2 separate regions of the Homo sapiens genome follow, and region 2 is linked to region 1. The links are chromatin contacts, found by Hi-C or POLR2A ChIA-PET in ENCODE. All regions are on one chromosome and are shown on one strand. The core of a region is the stretch at or near the end of the contact, and the rest is flanking DNA. Distances in the headings are between cores, read along the strand shown. Region 1 has its middle 82 kb from the start of ZNF648. Region 2 overlaps LINC01344 (long intergenic non-protein coding RNA 1344).

Region 1 (4,397 bases), core at 1,423-3,922:
TCGCTCTGTCGCTGAGGCTGGAGTGCAATGGCGTGATCTTGGCTCATTGCAACCTCTGCCTCCTGGGTTCAAGCAATTCTCCTGCCTCAGCCTCCCAAGTAGCTGAGACTACAAGTGTCTGCCACCATGCCTGACTAATTTTTTGGTATTTTTTAGTGGAGATGGGGGTTTCACCATGTTAGCCAGGCTGGTCTTGAACTCCTGACCTCAGGTGATCTGGCCACTTCGGCCTCCCAAAATGTTGGAATTAAGACATGAGCCACAGCACCCGGCCCCTATTTTTGTATTCTTAAAAGAGACCAGGTTTCCCCATGTTGGCCAGGCTAGTCTTGGCCAACTCCTGACCTCAAGTATCTGCCCACCTCAGCCTCCCAAAGTGCTGGGATTACAGTCATGAGACGCCATGCCTGGCTGGGATACTGAATTTTGAATCAGAAAATCCAGACTTTACAATAGTCAAAACCATATCTTATTTGTCTTTCTGCTCCATTACCCAGGATTTTACTTAGAACATCAGTAGACACCTGAAAACATTGGTCAAATAGAAGTGAATAAATGATTAAAGAACAAATTAACAAGTAAATGAAGCCCGACATAAATAAAGGCCCTGCTAATCCACCAGCTACACTCGTGTGACAAAGGCCCCAGAGATACCCATGCTCTATATCCATGGAATTGTGCCATGGGGCTGGCTTACTGGGGATTCTATTTACCTGTGGTCTTGACGGGCCTCCCTGGAGAAACAGTAACCTGACATCTGGAGAGTACATTTGGCTCTGTGAACTAGGTCAGATCTGCAGACTTGTGGTTTACCCACTTAGACCCATGCCACACACAGCAGGCCCCTGATGAGAGCCCTGGCATCCTTGCCTTGTGCTTCTTCACCATCCCCTCCCAGATCTCACCTGGCCTCTTTGGTCCCAACTGTGTGTGTGCCTCCTCTCCTCTCTCTAGCTTCTTGCTCTTCTCTATGCCCTTTGCCTGACCCTGCCTCTCTGGTTCTGACCTTGGCTCCCCTCCTGTTTTGCAGTGAGCATTTACCCTTCAGATCATATCTGCAGCTGCCACTCTGGGCAAACTCCCTCTCCCTCAAACTTGGCCTCCATGTCCATTGGCCATAGGCTGATTTTCCCACTGTGCTTGGTCAGGCTTCATGGGTGGAATTCAGACACCAGGACTGGGCATCCTGGTCAAAACCAGGGGCAAACGCTCTCACCTGCATTCTTGGGCGGGAGGCAGGGGTCCCAGGCGGCCAAGAAACTCACCCCATAACTGAACAGAGGTGGCATGCCCACACTCCGTCCCTGGACAAGGGAAGCTCAAATTCAAATAGTATACAACATTGTGCTTCTCACATAGTAAAACCAGTCTTTCAGAAATGTGTCCTGAATTCCTAAGGGGAGGAAGGGAGAAAGATCCTCCAGAAAATAAAAAAAAAAATTCCAATAAAACGAAGTTGGTCCACTGGCAATATAGTACAAAACAAAGATCTTGGTAAGAAAACATCTCCCTGATTTTGGGGTTCCCATGAAAATAACACAGGTCCCCATGAAAATAACGTAGATGAAGCAGCAGAGAACTGACAAAGGCTGTGGAAACATGGAAAGAGTAATGATAACGCAGAAATCAGAGGTGAAGTAAAAGCACAAGTGAACCTTCACAAAGCTGGGCTAAGTGATATTAACGTAGCTGCTATTAACCAGAAATTCCCAGTCAAGTCAACCAGGCTTGGCAGTGGTGGCCACCAGAGGGCGCTAGAGTAGAGTCCGTGGGAGAACTTCAGCGGTGGCCCTGCAGGTTTGAGAGGCACCTTCCCGGAGGATGGATTTGAAGGGCTGAGGGTCCAGCAGTTCTGTGGGTTGGCGGCTCACAGGAGAAAGCATGAAGACATACTTCCATCCTCACACCCCCGAAGGTCCTTGCCTGGACTGGAAGCTAAAGAAGCGCATGCTACATTGTTTTCCTAGTGACAAAAATCCCAGCTGGCCTCTGGTTAACTTTTCAAACAAATGGCACTGATGTGATATTGGGCGAACTCTAGGTGTCACTGACCTAATAAAAAGAAAAAAGCTATTTGCTTCCCATTTTCCGATGCAGTGAGGATTTCACAGTGATCTCAAACACAGTGAAATACATAAAAAGAGCCTAGCTTAATGGGGGCACCCAGCAAATGCCCAATAAACATCTGTTCCCTTTCCTCAATAAACCCCATTTGCCTCTCAGCCTGCAGCCTCCCACACTGGTGGACCCACGTGCCCCTCAGAAGTGAAGCTTTTGGCCCCTGTAAAGCAGCAGCCCCTCTGGCCAGAGAGTCTTTTGTCCCAGAGCCTTTGTTGTTCCAGATTTCTCACTGTGAGGCCTCAGCAGCTGCCAGGGGGCCACCCCAGGAGCTGGAATCAGAGCTCAGAAAGACAGCAGTCCTTCTTCTGCTCCTTTCTGGGCCCGCATGCCCCAGCCCCACACCCAGCCTCAACCACACTGCCCTGCACACCCTCACCGTGCCCCCACTTCTCCACAATGTGTTTCTAATCTGCCCAGGAACAGTCACCAGCTCACTTTTCCTGCCTGGTCTCATTAGCGTGGCCTCTGGGCCTGGGCCTGGGTGTGTAGCCCAGAGGCTTGCACGGAGGTGATCAGATTGCAGGGAACAGTATGTTTCCCTCCCTGCCTCTGCTTGTTTTCTTCAGGGGCCAGGGCCAGCCAGCTGAGCTGTCTTCCTCTTCCCCGGCTTCTCATCCTCCCTCACACATGGTCTGACTTCAGTGGGTGGGGGGATGAGCAGAGGGTGTGACACACACGAGTGTGCATGACTGGCATGTAGGGAGTGTGAGTTGTGGGCAGGTTTCTTAAGGGGAGGCAAGGCTGCTACTACTCCGGGAAACAGGCCTGGGAGCCAGGGGGAGTGGAGGAGGAAGGCCAAGCTGGGGATTTGTACAGACCAGTTCTGGCCAGATCTCTTAAAATGTTTTGTTCTTGCATTGCTGCTGCTGCTGCTGTTGGTTTTTTTCCCCCCTTCCCTGTGCTGAGCTGTCATTTCTTAGTCCAGCCAGGCCCTTATGAACTTCTGGTTCCTCTAAACGGTAAACACCCTGGTTTTCCAGACTACACCATAGCTCTCTTTTCTTATTTGCCTTCAAAATACACTTTAAAAAAAAAAAAAAGAAAGTAGAAAATGGCAATATCAGTGATAAGGGCAGGGCATGCACTGAAAAAGAACAGTTCAATCTAACATTTATCGAGCCTGCCACCTTCCTCAGCTTTATTCTCTCCTTTCTTGTTCTTGGTAACAGCAGATAAGAAATCAGCTGTGGGTCAATACGTGAAAAATGTTCACTCTTTTAGAGTAGTATTAAAATAAATATTTTCAATGACAACATTAAGCAGTTAATAATTAAAGCATGTGCATATGTATACTTAAAAGGGGCTGGAGTCCCTTCTGTCCAAATCAAATTTTCCACAAGCGTTGGTAACAAGGTGGCTGGGAATGTTGAGATGTGAGACTGGCCTTCCAAGGATCAGGAGGGCAGCTGGTGGTGGGTCTGCTCTCTCTCATCACTCTCAGTGGCGACATCACCGTCCATCCTCCCCAGTACTAAGATCTGCTTCAGGAAAGAGCCTGAAACCAGCCACATGTATCTCATGTTGGTGAAGGAAAATCACAGTAGTGGTCCTCAGTGGGACTCTAAAATGACTTCACATCAGCCTCATTTGGTAAATGAGGAAACTGAGGCTCCAAGAGGTGATGTGTGTCACCCAAGTTTCCATAGCAGAGCTAGAAAAAGACCTTGTTCCTGGGGTCCTGGGAGAGGGTCCTACTGCCCAGCTCTGACGGATGAAAGGAAGGCTTTTTTCCATGGTACCAGCTGTTGCTATGGGCAACCCTAGAGATCACTCTGTGGGGTGTGGGATCCTTCGGGAGAGCTTGTGCTTCCATTTGGAGAGACTTCACAAAGAGGGTGTGCCATGGGGACTAACATAAAAAATCAAGAGTGGGGAGACAGAAAGAGGAAGGTCAGCAGAACTGTCCAGATTTCTACAATGCCCGCCCTTCTTAGGCAAGCTAAGCCATCTACGTGTTGGGGGCATGGTTGCTGGCCCTCCGGAAACCCCTCGGATCTGAAGAGCAGACAAGAGCATCTGTCATCTCACAGAGATGCCTTGGGATTTGAATACTTGTTTTGTCTTTGGCCTGGAGTTTTACTCTTAGAGCTCCTTGCCCAGATATTCCATGGTAACCCACTGTCATATTCTGCATAGTCCTCTGAGATAAATATGGAGAAATTATGGAATGCAGGGGAAAGAATTCTGAACTTCAAATGAGAAGAGCTGGGTTTGTGTCTGGCTTCACTCCTTACTTGTGTCTAATCAAAAGCAAATCAAAATTGAAAGTAAGAGCT
Region 2 (4,397 bases), core at 1,421-3,920, 73 kb after region 1:
GAAAAAGTGCAGGGCACAGTAACAGAGCATAATTAGAGAAACTAACTTGGGATTGGAGCAAGTTAGGAAGGAACATTTAACTTGAGACATAGAAGACAAGAAAGAACTATCCAGATGTTGAACATTTCAGACAGCAGGAACAGCTGAGGTAAAAGCCTCATGGTGGAAAAGCAGATAAGAAAGTCTAGTACAGGCTGATTATCCCTTGTCCAAAATATTTGGGACCAGAAGTGTTTCAAATTTAGGGTTTTTTTTTGAATTTTGGAATATCTGCATATCCATAGTAAGTCTAAACACAAAATTCATTTATGTTCCAAGTACACCTTATACACATAGACTGAAGGTAATTTTATACAATATTTTTAATGGTTTTGTGCATGAAACAAACTTTTGACTGTTTTGACTGCAACCCATCATATAAGGTCAAGTGTGGAATTTTCTATTTATGATGTCATGTCAGCATTCAAAATGTTTTGAATTTTGAAGAATTTTGGATTTTGGATTTTAAGGTTAAGGATCCTCGACCTATCTAGCAAAGGCGGGTGGCTGGAGACTGAGGCAGAGCCAGACCACATAGGCCTAACGGATCATGTTGAAGACTTTAGATTTCACTTAAGAGTGAGGTAAGGATATGAAATATATATCTATCTATATATATATACACACACACACACTCACACACACACACACACACACACATATTTCTTTTTGAGACAGAGTCTCAATCTGTGCCCAGGTGTGGTACAATGGTATGATATTGGCTCACTGCAACCTCTGCTTCCCGGGTTCAAGCGATTATTGTGCCTCAGCCTCCCAAGCAGCTTGTATTACAGGCATGCGCCATCATACCTGGCTAATTTTTGTATTTTTAACAGAGATGGGGCTTTATCATGTTTGCCAGGCTGGTCTCGAACTCCTGGACTCAAGTGATCCACTCACCTCCACTTCCCCAAGTGCTGGGATTATAGGCATGAGCCACCACGTCTGGCATGAAAGATTTTTGACTACAGAGTGACCCGTTGTGATTTATATTGTAAAAGATGCCTCAGAACCAAGTGTTTCTGGAGAGGTGCCCCCCAGTTAACACAATGAGGCAACCAATCAATCAAAACATCCTTTAAAAATATTTCACAAGTCTAGCTAATAGGAAGAATGCATCCCTCCCATTCACTGGTCATGAATTAAGCTGTAAAATAATTCAATGTAGGTTCCCAGAGAGAGCTGCAAAATTTGCATTCTAACTCCACTGCCAAAATCAGCAAGGCAGGAACAGTCTTTTAGAAGTATCAGGTCCCAATTGTAAGTGGACAGCCCAAGTGCATATGCAGACAGCATGGTTTTATTACACTAACCAGGAAAAAGAGCTAAACACTAACTACAACAAAACAAAAATTATTGTCCTTGCATGGGACAGCCTCCAAGATTTAATTGGTTGATATCCAATAACTCTTTATGGTAGATGAATCATACAATTTCCTGAGAGTTCATTTAAGTCTAATTCATTATAGTGGCCCATGAGGAAGCCATGCTACTTGGAAGTAGACATTCCACACAAGTCTTACAAATGTTTTTCCCAAGCTGTGATGGCTCAACTTGAAATATTCATGCCATTCTAGCCCAGCAAATTTTGGAGTTTTCATTAAGCATAGATCCTAGCGGGTCACCTGTATTTAGAAGAAGCATGACTTCCTTCCTCATCAGATTATTGGTAGGCTCCTTTATTGCTATAACACATGTCCTTCCACCCACTTATCTAGTTTCCCAAGCATATGCATTTGTCTTTAATTAGCAAAATAGAACAGCTTCCTGGAAGTCTAACTTCAACTCTCAAGTCATACCAAAAATCTAGCTGAACTTATTATATTTATTAAGCATTTAGTTAAGAGTCTGAGAAACATGATATCTATCTATACCTCTAAATATTTTAATTTTTATTGTCAGATTAGCCTGGAATACCAAATACCTGTAAACTTGAACCTCATCACCTTACCATCTCAAATAAATGCCTTTACTATATTTATGTTTTTGTGGAGGGGGTTGGCTTTTATCAAAAATTGTCATGAGAATTCAACTTTTTTGTCCACTCTGAGATTGATATAGAGAACCTTATATCACTTAATACCTCCTCCTCTTAGATAATGAGAATTATTCTATATCAATCCTTCTGTCTCTTTTTCTTTCTTCCTTTTTGTTTCTTTTCCCTTTCTTAATCTTTTTCTATGACAACCATAGTCTTGGTCAAGTTTTATATTTAATCCCAGCTACTGCTTTGCCTCTTATGGTGGCTGGAAATTAGTTTTCTCTTTCTTAATTGTACATCCCCATTTAAAATCTTTATTTCATTAATCTGAATGTTTCCAGTTCATGAAAAAAGTCATTTAAAAACAGGATGCAAACAAATTAAACTAAATATGTTTTTCTTATGTTCTGAAGTATTTATCTGCTTTGGATGGATGGTGAGTTGTGAGCACATACCAGCCAACAGAAGGTTAGGATAAAAGATTTGATCTACAACACTAACACAACAAAACAAAAATGATTGTCCTTGGATGGAATAGACTCCAAAATTTAATTGGTTGATATTCAGTAACTCCTTATGGTGGATGAATCCTACCTTTTCCTGAGAGTTCATTTATGACTAATTCCTTCCAGTGACCCATGAGAAAGCCATACTATTTGGAAGCAGACATTCCATTCAAGTCTTACAAACATTGTATGAGTCCAGCTAACGGAATTCAGAATGATTCGGAGAAGCGCTTTTTATTAACCTACTTAAGACAGGCAGTGTTCTCTCTTCTTCATAGATTTACCTTTGAGGACAGGCACTGGTAAGAGCATTGAAAGAGGAGTCAGGTTACACAGGTTCTAATAGCTGGCCTCTAAATAGCTATTGATCATGGGTAAGTTCTTCCACCTTTCTGGGACTCATTTTCCTCATCTGTAGAAAAACTCAGACTAGAGAAATACGAGGCTGCTTCCAGGTCTACCATCTTATGGTTCTCTAACTTATTCTATAAAAGGTATAGAAGAATGGTTCCTGATCTCAAGAAGTTTAGATTTCTTCAAAGGAGGTAAAATAGCAGCCATGTCCCATTTCTGAAGAATCACAAATGTACAAGTAGATCTGCATATTGAAAGTTGAAGTTTATCAGTCAGGGATGGTGGCTCACACCTGTAATCCCAGCACTTTGGGAGGCCAAGGTGGGTGGATCATTTGAGGTCATGAGTTTGAGACCAGCCTGGCAAACACAGTGAAACCCCAACTCTACTAAAAATACAAAAAAAAAAAAAAAAAAAAAAAAAAAAGAAAGAAAGTTGAAGATTATCAATATGACAATGGGTTGAGGTAAAAATATTTTGCCTTTGTTCTTTTTTTCTTTAGGATAGTCTAATATAATTTGAAAAAAAATAAGATTTCATGAATTAATCACCCTCAGCATTTTTAGATTCAAACAAACAAAAAAACTTCTGTTATTCCTCCTACTGGGTGTGAACTTTCTTGCTAGGAGCATTGTGTCCTGTACACATAGGACAAGGAAGGGCAGGACTGGACAAATATTGATCTGAGTGCTAGTTGAGATGAGCTGTAAAAAGGATTACTCAGAATGGAAATATGTAGTTTGAAAAGTGTAAGGGGAACACACTCATACACTGATCATAGAATTTTAACTCCATATAAACTTATGAAAGGAAGGAGAGCAGTAAACAGCAAAAACCTTAAAAATGTGTGTTATGGGCCAGGCGCGGTGGCTCATGCCTGTAACCCCAGCACTTTGGGAGGCCGAGGTGGGCGGATCACCTTACGTCAGGAGTTCAAGACCAGCCTGGTCAACATGGTGAAACCCCGTCTCTACTAAAAATACAAAAATTAGGACTGGGCTGGCAAGATGGAAGAATACGAACAGCTCTGGTATGCAGCTCCCAGTGAGATCAATGCAGAAGGCGGGTGATTTCTGCATTTCCAACTGAGGTACCTGGCTCATCTCATTCGGACTGGTTAGGCAGTGGGTGCAGCCCACGGAAGGCAAAAAGAAGCAAGGTGGGGCATCACCTCACCTGGGAAGTGCAAGGGTTTGGGGAACTCTCTCCCCTAGCCAAGGGAAGCCATGAGGGACTGTGCCCTGAGGAATGGTACATTCCAGCCCAGATACTATGCTTCTCCTATGGTCTTTGCAATCCGCAGACCAGGAGATTCCCTTGGGTGCCTACGCCATCAGGGCCCTGGGTTTCAAGCACAAAACTGGGCAGCTGTTTGGGCAGACACCAAGCTAGCTGCAGGAGTTGTTTTTTTGTTTTTGTTTTTGTTTTTCACACTCCAGTGGCACCTGGAATGCCAGTGAGCACTGTTCACTCCCCTGGAAAGGGGTCTGAAGCCAGGAAGCCAAGTGGTCTAGCTC

Evidence for each region. Hi-C counts contacts between places; a loop is a spot of excess contacts on that map. ChIA-PET counts read pairs that join two places held with the same protein, here RNA polymerase II (POLR2A). Pooled maps may share reads with other maps.
Region 2: a map of mammary epithelial cell shows a loop between it and region 1 (12-fold over the local background). The contact joins two enhancer-like sites. A Hi-C loop is called at or near these places in 12 of 168 maps with a recorded cell type or tissue (Caco-2, PC-3, breast epithelium and 7 more) and 8 of 50 pooled maps. POLR2A ChIA-PET finds 5 or more read pairs at or near these places in 1 of 52 experiments (MCF 10A).

The regions. Positions count from the first base shown.
Region 1 is chr1:182,141,604-182,146,000 of GRCh38, forward strand. No RefSeq gene overlaps it. Among named protein-coding and RNA genes, the nearest start is that of ZNF648, 82 kb to the left of the region's middle. RefSeq lists a silencer at 1,771-1,947 and enhancers at 1,956-2,624, 2,625-3,292. Within about 2 kb of position 2,673, at least 28 of the 41 ENCODE cell types and tissues checked have a DNase peak (open chromatin) inside an H3K27ac peak, as active enhancers do; they include mammary epithelial cell, where a contact is called at or near this core.
Region 2 is chr1:182,214,586-182,218,982 of GRCh38, forward strand. The region is part of intron 2 of LINC01344 (long intergenic non-protein coding RNA 1344); the gene reads right to left. Among named protein-coding and RNA genes, the nearest start is that of LINC01344, 97 kb to the right of the region's middle. Within about 2 kb of position 2,671, at least 4 of the 41 ENCODE cell types and tissues checked have a DNase peak (open chromatin) inside an H3K27ac peak, as active enhancers do; they include mammary epithelial cell, where a contact is called at or near this core.